2 separate regions of the Homo sapiens genome follow, and region 1 is linked to region 2. Evidence: read pairs that join two places in POLR2A ChIA-PET (ENCODE). Cell type or tissue: PC-9. All regions are shown on one strand. Each heading gives the region's core, and the rest is flanking DNA. Links, peaks and the distances in the headings are about the cores only.

What was found. Peaks named below come from ENCODE experiments on the same cell type or tissue, not always from the same donor. Only the 100,000 strongest peaks of a DNase experiment are listed, where the experiment ranks them.
Region 1: POLR2A ChIA-PET joins it to region 2 with 5 read pairs; 1 of 35 experiments calls an interaction of 5 or more read pairs at or near these places.

What each region holds. Positions count from the first base shown.
Region 1 is chr20:50,544,464-50,548,530 of GRCh38, forward strand. All of the region lies in intron 1 of PTPN1 (protein tyrosine phosphatase non-receptor type 1), which reads left to right. Among named protein-coding and RNA genes, the nearest start is that of PTPN1, 36 kb to the left of the region's middle. In PC-9, for the core only: no CTCF peak of the experiment used is centred there; no DNase peak of the experiment used is centred there; H3K27ac peaks cover 594 bases.
Region 2 is chr20:50,667,879-50,672,786 of GRCh38, forward strand. All of the region lies in intron 1 of RIPOR3 (RIPOR family member 3), which reads right to left. It overlaps LOC105372659 (a long non-coding RNA gene), which reads left to right. Exons shown (of 5, transcript XR_007067644.1): 3 at 2,634-2,705. Among named protein-coding and RNA genes, the nearest start is that of RIPOR3, 21 kb to the right of the region's middle. In PC-9, for the core only: no CTCF peak of the experiment used is centred there; a DNase peak (open chromatin) is centred at 2,743; H3K27ac peaks cover 2,401 bases.

The DNA.
Region 1 (4,067 bases), core at 1,463-3,962, 120 kb before region 2:
TAAATGTGCAAACAGATAAGTTGGAAAAGTGATTTCCAATAAAGATAAAGAGTTGATGGTTTTAAAATACGTAAAGAGCTTATATGAATGAGAAAAACACTAACATTCCAAAAGATTAGAAGGCAAAGGACAGAAAGAAACAAATCACTATGTCTGGGAAGGGACATGAAGGAGCAGGTTCCCACTGGGCCAGCGGGGCTCAAACCCACTGGGGACGTCCGAGAGACTGCAAGGGCCATGCCTTCACATTGCCGTACCTGAGAAGCAAGGAGCTGGGGTATTTATCTCTTTCACACTTTGGGAGGCTGAGGTGGGCGGATCACCTGAGGTCAGGAGTTCGAGACTAGCCTGGCCAACACAGTGAAACCCCGTCTCTACTAAAACTAGAAATAATTAGCTGGGTGTGGTGGCACACACCTGTAATCCCAGCTACTTGGAAGGCTGAGGCATGAGAATTGCTTGAGCCCAGGAGGTAGAGGCTGCAGTGAGCATAAATTGCACCACTGCACTCCAGCCTGGGTGAAACTCTGTCTCAAAAAGTAATAATAATCATGATAAATAAAATAACATTAGATTGTTAGCAGAAGTAGCCACAGGTTTCTCCCACCTCTCTGCAAGTTGCTGAGTGTGATTCCCATCAAGAGGTACAATGTCTTTTTATTTTTATTTTATTTATTTTATTTATATTGCCTATGTTGTCTAGGCTGGTTCCAAACTCCTGAGCTCAAGTGATCCTTCTACGTCAGCCCCCCAAAGTGTTGGGATTACAGGCATCAGCCACTGCACCTGGCCCAGATACTTTTTCTTGAGTAGGAATTTCGAGTCACCCTGAACATTGCATGCCTTCGTAGTGGGGAAGACAATAGGAAACCACAGGCTGTAGGCTAAAATGGGTTGTGTTTCTTGTAACGTCATGACAAGGCATAACCCATCTTGGCATAGTAAATAGTAAGCACTCACTGAACTGATGATTTTAAATCTTTGCTGTTTATTCAGCAATATCCTAAATTAGCGCTATGTTAGTGGAGTTGCATCTCCCTCATGGATTAGTCTGAAAAAGATGAGAAATCTGTATGTAGACCAAGTTATCCTTAAACTGCTCATAATGTATGATGCACGTGGTTTTACGTGTACAGCCTGGTACCATTGTTCTTAGGCACATTTCAGTGCCAGAACTCTTAATACCCAGGAAGAAGCAAAAAGAAAGATGGAGGTGCAGCTAGAGGTTGTGGCCTTTGAACGATTCATTCTGCCTTAATAAGAGTGGTCTGGCTGAGCTCGGTGGCTCACACCTGTAATCCCAGCACTTTGGGAGGCCAAGGCAGGCAGATCGCTTGAGCCCAGGAGTTCAAGACCAGCCCAGGCAGCATAGCGAGACCCCCCCTCCCCCCGTCTCTACAAAAAAATAGAAACAATGAGCCAGGCATGGTGGAACGTAGTGCGTGGTGCCTGTAGTCTCAGCTACCCAGTTGGCTGAGGTGGGAGGATCACCTGAGCCCTAGAAGTCGAGGCTTCAGTGAGCCCTTATTGTGCCACTGCACTCCACTCTAGGTGACAGAGCGAGACAGGTCCTGTCTCGAAAAGAAAGAAGAAGAATTAAAAAAAGTGATTAGATCCCTTGTGTTTGGGACACTTGTTGGCAGCAGGGATGGTAGCGTTTATGAGGGTTGCATGTAACATCGCCTAGCTCAGACATCTGTTTGACTGTCTTCCCCCCTGAAGCGCAGGCTCTGTGAGGGCAGGTCTTTTGTCTTTCTTGTTAATCTTCATATGCTTAGTGCTTGCCACATAGTTGATGCTCAGTCGATATTTGGATGAATTGAAGGGATTAATGCATTGAATCTGAACCTTGCTTTCTTAATGCATATGGGGAGTTCTTTGGAAAGCCACACAGAGGAGCTTGGTTGCCTGCTTCCTCTCTTCCCCAGATTGTCTTTTTATTGTTGTGGCTTCACTGAAGCACTCTCACTTCAAATAATTTTGGGCATTGGTCGTATTTTATTCTTTGTTCCTTCTTCATCCTTACCCCTCAGATGGTATGTAGAAAAGTACACTACATCTAGAAAGTACTTTATAAACTCATTTGGTTGATAATAATACATATGCCTTTTCCTTGGTCCTGGTAGCAGAATCTTGTGCCACTCTTGGAATACAAACGAAATTCTTAACCAAAGCCAGTTTCATTTTGATGTTCTATTTTCCTCCCATTCACACTCCAAATTGTGCACCAAAGTATCATCCTAGTTTTGTGAGGATGGTTCTCCATACTTCAGGGTAGGAGTATCATGTGGATTCCTATGATACCTTTCTCCCTGGGACCATGGAGGGCAGCAGCTGGTGATTGATAGTCTGATTCCCGGTGAGGAAAGCTGTGAGCCTTCCACTTGCAGATGTCTGCCAACTACATGTGTCCTTAGTCAACTGTACCACTGTCCTCCGGCAAACAGCAGAAGCCCAGGGCCTGAAGTTCTTAAGCTGTCATTATGGAAAGCAGAAGGTAAACAAAACAGAAGTGAAAGTAGATTTAATTTTTTAGACTGTTCTCTTACAGGAATGGTTTTGTGGTTCTCAGCATTTTAAAAAAAATAGTGGTTCCAATATGTTTTATTGACATCAATTACTGTAAGTCTGATTCATTTTCTGCCTATTGATTTCTACCCAAGGTGAAATTCATGACATTTAACAGAAAGCATAAGTGATTTTTTAAAAGCAGACACTATTAGGGACGGTAAAAATAAGATTTAAAGTCGGGACACTTGAAAAAGCAATTTTTATACCTTTGGTAACGATTCTATTCTGATTCTTTGTATAAATAATATAAACAAAGGCTCTAGAAGCTTACTATAATGAAGTTGGTGTGCTGTTTCTAAATTCTGGTTTAAGGCCCAAATTCATTTTATCTGCATTAACTTTTTTTTTTTTGAGAGTCTCGCTCTGTCACCCAGGCTAGAGTGCAATGGTATGATCTCGGCTCACTGCAACCTCTGCCTCCCGGGTTCAAGCGATTCTCCTGCCTCAGCCTCCCGAGTAGCTGGGATTATAGGTGTGCGCCACCACGCCCGGCTAATTTTTGTATTTTTAGTAGAGACGGGGTTTCACTATGCTGGTCAGGCTGGTCTCAAACTCCTGACCTTGTGATCCGCCTGCCTCGGCCTCCCAAAGTGCTGGGATTACAGGCGTGAGCCACTGCACCCGGCCGTGTTAAAATTTTTCAGTGGTAGACCACTATGTCAATATGTTGCTTTCACTGACAACAGTATTTTCTTAAAGATAGGATACCCCATTTCTAGATGAATCTCATTCTAGCTGGAAAATAATTTTTCAGTTCTGAAACTACATCAGGCCTCAGGGAATCAAAACTAGCTATTAGCCACACACATATAAAGTGGCTTTGCTTTATAAACGATTTAGGGTCACCATCAATGACAATGGTCCCTTTTTATTGTATTTTTAAGAGTTTCTTATCTTAAATGGCTGCATAACTGTAGAGTTTTAAAAAAATTAAGTAAATGACCATGTTAATGCTCTATTAAGCTTCCAAACAATATTGTAATTTACTTTGAAGATTTTTTTTTATTCTCAACATCCTGCAGCTTGACCGTTTGCCTCCGTGTCTCAGTGCTGCTTATTTTGAGGTGTGGACTGGAGTCCATCTGTCCCCCTTGCCTCTGAACTGCTCCGTTTTGTGTTTCGTAATTCTTCATGCTGCATCCTGGGCGCATTTCTCTGTAGTAGCTTTCAATTTGCTCATGCTTTGACTGGGCTTAGTCTAGCGTTTATCCTATCTCTTAAGGTTTTTTAAAAAATTTTCATGATTATTCATTTATTTCCAGGATTTCTCATTTCTTCAGTCACATCTCCTTGTTCTGGTTTTACTTCTTCCTGTTTTTATTCATAACATCTTTTTTATACACGATTCCTTCATGTATTTCTAATCTTAAGTATATTTAATTGCTTATTTGATTCTTTTTTTTTTTTATTGAGACAGGGTCTTACTCTGCCACCAGGCCGGAGTGCAGTGACATAGTCATAGCTCACTGCAGCCTCAACTACTTGGACTCAAGCGA
Region 2 (4,908 bases), core at 1,506-4,005:
TTCCATTTCTCTTTCTGTGGAAAGGGGATACTAATACTGCCCACTGTGAGGGCTGTTTCTGAGATTCCATGCTGCTGTGACTAGCATCTGCCTGACTAGCAGAGGATAGTTACAGTGTCAGCGTCCATGGCCCTCTCATGAGACTGGGGCAGGGGGTGGGAAGGGTGTTTGGGACACCCTGGGAACCTTAGCATCATTCTGCCATGGGAGTATGACCTGCTGTTCCCTGGCTGCCCTCAGTCTGAGGCTTGCTCTGCCAGTCCCGGGAGAACTGTCCACTCATCATCCCGGCAGAGACAGATCTCTTTTTCGCTGTGCACAGGTGGGGAAACTGACTCTGCCCAGTCACCTGAGTCTGTTGACAGAGGCACCTGGCCATCTGTATCCTGGTCCTCAGCTCTGAGACCAGCAGGAAAGAGAGGAGGACATTCCTAATGGGGGACACAGTGACCTTCCTCCTCCTGCCCCTGATGCTCCCACCACTGTGGTCCCCTGGTGGTGCCAACCACTCAGACTCCAGAAGCTGAGTCCCCTCTCAGTCCCATGAACAGGCAAAGCTGCTTCCTGCAGAGGCCCCAACCTTTGCGCCTCCTCCTCAGAGAATCTGATTCTCCCTCCTCAGTGCGGTTCCTTTCCCACACACACCCACACAACAATCCAGACTCAGAGAATGGAGTGCCTCAAATTAGGGGAAATGGCCGGGCACAGTGGCTCACACCTGTAATCCCAGCACTTTGGGAGGTCAAGGCGGGCGGATCACTTGAGGTCAGGAGTTCAAGGCCAGACTGGCCAACATGGCAAAACTCCATCTCCCCTAAAAATACAAAAATTAGCTGGGCGTGGTGGCGGGTGCCTGTAATCCCAGCTACTTGGGAGGCTGAGGCGCGAGAATCACTTGAACCTGGATGGCAGAGGTTGCAGTGAGCCAAGATCAAGCCACTGCCCTCCAGCCTGGGCAACAGAGCGAGACTCCATCTCAAAAAAAAAAAAAAATTCAGGAAATGATGAGGCTGCACACACACATGCACACACCACACATGGCTCATGCATGCACATGACATGCATTCACATGCACACATGCCCATGCATGTATGTGTTCACATATGCACACACAGCACCTGCTCACATGCACACACAGGACAGTCACACACATGCACACACACGCATGCACATGCACACTCACATATACATTATACACATATGTACACATGGCGCGCACACACCCATACATGCATGCTCACACATGTGCACACATGGTGCACACTCACACACCCACACATGCATGCTCACACATGCACATACACACTCCCCTCTTCACCCAGCCACCCCGCTATTCATTCTGGATCCCCTTACCCAACCCTGGTTCAGGACCACCTCTCCTGACCCCTAGGCTAGGTCAGGCCACTCTCCTGACACCCTCATTACTCATAGGCTTTCTCTTCAGCACTTTTACCACGATTGTGACTAATTACATGTGTGATCATTTTGGTACCAGGTAATATTAATAGCTCGAAAAATATTACTGGGCTTTCCTCTTTGGCCTTTCTGGGTAAGTAGCCCTTCCCCTCTCAGGCCTGAGGCACCTGGCTACCTGGAAAATATTTGAATTTGTACAGAAGGAATAAAGAGGACCATGGCAGATCTAGTTCCTGATCATCAACACAGACTTTGCTATGAGACAGTAGGTTTAGAAGTCACCGCTGCGCACTGACCCTCTGGGGGCTTGGGAGGAAAGTGCTCTGAGACCACCCTCCAGCAGCTTAGGGGTGGGGCCCCTGGAGGTGCAGCAAGTTGAGAGGAAGGAAGCCCTGGTGTTTCGCTTTCCTTGGCCACACTGGTCCCCTCCGGGCCAGGATGGGCTCAATGTGTTCTTGCTCAGGTAGGTGACACCTCATTAAGACAAGGGGCAGAGGGACCTGCAGAAGGGTCTGGGAGTAGATGGCTCAGGTAGGGGTCAGATGCAGTAGAGAAGAGGGGGCTCTGAAAAAAAAAAAAAGGCTGGGCGCAGTGGCTCATGCCTGTAATCCCAGTACTTTGGGAGGCCAAGGCGGGTGGATCACCTGAGGTCAGGAGTTCAAGACCAGCCTGGCCAACCTGGCGAAACCCCATCTCTACTAAAAATACAAAAATTAGCCGGGCGTGGTGGCAGGCGCCTGTAATCCCAGCTACTCAGGAGGCCGAAGCAAGAGAATCACTTGAACCCGGGAGGCGGAGGTTGCAGTGAGCTGAGATCGCACCATTGCACTCCAGCCTGGGCAACAAGAGCAGAAACTCCATCTCAAAAAAAAAAAAAAAAAAAAAAGAAGAGGGCGCTCTGAGCCAAGGTAGAGCCAAGTCAACCAGGCAGGCGGAGGCCCAGAGCATGAGTTTTACCTACTGCCGGTTTCGGCCAAAATGCCAGAAAGCCAAGCAGCAATCTTGGGCATCGGACTTGGCTAGAAATCCCTCTCCTCCTGGGAAGTCTCGTCATCAACACCCAGACACCCCCACCCCCACCCACCCACCCAGTGCCAGCTTAGAGAAAAGCTGGGAGGAGCAGAAGGAAATTTGAGACCAAGCATTACCTAAAGGCCTAAAGTACTGGATCAGATTAAATTAAATCTAGTTCTTTTTCCTTGTTGCCCTATGAGTAGGCTTTGTGAGAAATATCAGATCCATTGCAGGAAATAAAGAAAAGACATGTTCTCTGCAGACCCACATGGCAGGTGAGTAAATGTACAGCATGGATATCCGTCACCAGCGGTGCATTCCCCTAGGCAGGCACCACACCGTCCTGTGGAGCATTGTGTTAGTAGGCGCTCAGTAAACACCCATGAAGTGAGTCAATGTATGATTAAATTCCAACCCTGCGTGGCAGCAGACAGGTGGCTGGTCTCTGGGACTGGGGAAGAACAAGGCTCTGTATGTAGTTGGCTTCCTCTGGAAGGACAGGTTTTAAGTCAGATCCGACTGGGTTCAAACCTTGGCTTGGCCAAGGCAGCTTCTAGCATGGCCTCCAGTGATCCCACCTCCTGGCCTGAGTGTGGGTGGACACTTCTGCTATTTATTTATTTATTTGATTTATTTTGAGACAGAGTCTTGCCCTGACACCCAGGCTGGAGTGCAGTGGTGTGATCTCCGCTCACTGCAACCTCCACCTCCCGGCTTCAAGTGATTCTCCTGCCTCAGCCTCCCAAGTAGCTGGAACCAAAGGCATGCACCACCATGCCTGGCTAATTTTTGTATTTTTAGTTGTTTAGGATTTGTTTTAGTTGTATTTTAGTTGTTTAGGGTTATTTTTAGTTGTATTTTAGTTGTTTAGGGTTTCACCATGTTGGCCAGGCTGATCTCAAACTCCTGACCTCAAGTGATCCACCCACCTCAGCCTCCCACAGTTCTGGGATTACAGGCATGAGCCACCATGCCCAGCCATGGGTAGGCACTTCTAATGAGCAGAATATGGCAAAAGGGACAGGATGTCACCTCCAAGATTACGTTATAAAAGACAGTGACTTCCACCTTTCTCTCTCCCTCTCTCTCACATGAGCACGCGCGCGTGCACGCGCGCGCGCACACACACACACACACACACACACACACACATAACTTCTTGGCTTTCTTGCTTTGACACAGCAAGCTGCCATGCTGGAGATACCCACATAGAAAAGAATTGAAATCAGCCTCCAGCCACTAATAGATAGATAACTAATAGCAATAGATAACTAATACAGCCACTCATTAGCTCTGCCCTCAGACCAGTTCTTAACCTGTATGTGTGTACCCTCATCTGAAAATGGGCATAATAGCACATCCCCACCATACAGGCTAATTGTGAGGACCACGAAAATGAATGGATGGGTGGATGGGTAGATGGGTAGATGGATGGAAGGATGGTTGGGTGGGTGAATAGATGAATGGGTGGGCGAAGGGATGGATGGATGGATGGATGGATAGATGGATGGATGGATGGATGAGTGGGTAGATGGGTGGATGAGTGAGTGGGTGGGGATGGGTAAATTGGTGGATGGATAGATGGATGGGTGGAAGGAAGAAAAGATGGATGGATGGATGGATGGATGGATAGGTGGATGAGTAGATGGTTAGGTGGATAGGTGGATGGGTGCGTGGATGGATGGATGGATGGATGGATGGATGGATGGATGGGTAGGTGGGTGGGTGGGTGATTGGATGGATGGAAGGATGGATGGGTGGATAGATGGAACCACTGGCTGGAGCCGTGTGAATATCACAGAATCAGGAAGTGAAGCCCAATCAGTAAGTCCCGATGGGGCTGTGAATAACCCTCACTGAGCAGCTGTCACAAGGCTAAGCACCTGGCTGTCCCCCTAGGAAAGCCCCTCACCAAGGTGAAGCTCTACCTCCGTCCTCACTTCACCCGCAGCCCGTTCCTCCTGGGGCTGCAAAGGACCAGTGCTTAGAGCTACCTCTGGTCAGAAGCCAGCAGAGTCCTACAGTAAAAGGGGTTGGGGCCCCCTGCTGAGCTCAGTACTGAAGAGGAGGCATGGCCAGGCAGCCCAGCACCCTCTGCCCTCCACCCAGCAACCCCCAGGCTAGATTCTGCCATCCTTTTCTCATTGATTATGTTCCCCATGAGGCTGCTCTTGCCCAAAAGCTGGCCCAGCTTGACACCACAGAGACAAACCAACCAACAGCCACAGCATCTGATAGCCCCAGTAACTGACTCTTGTGGGAAGGCCGCGGCCAGCTGGCCTGAGTCCCACAGCCTGACCATGGCTCCGTCAGTGGCCAGTCCTGGGGGCAACAGGGACACAGGGGAAGGGTCAGGCCCCAGCTCTCATGGTGTAACAGATACCAGCTCCAAGTCAGGAGAATGGACTTTCCACCTGCATGCACGTCACAGTGCCCAGAACCCTAACAGACATGCATCAGACTTGACACCTTCCCCAC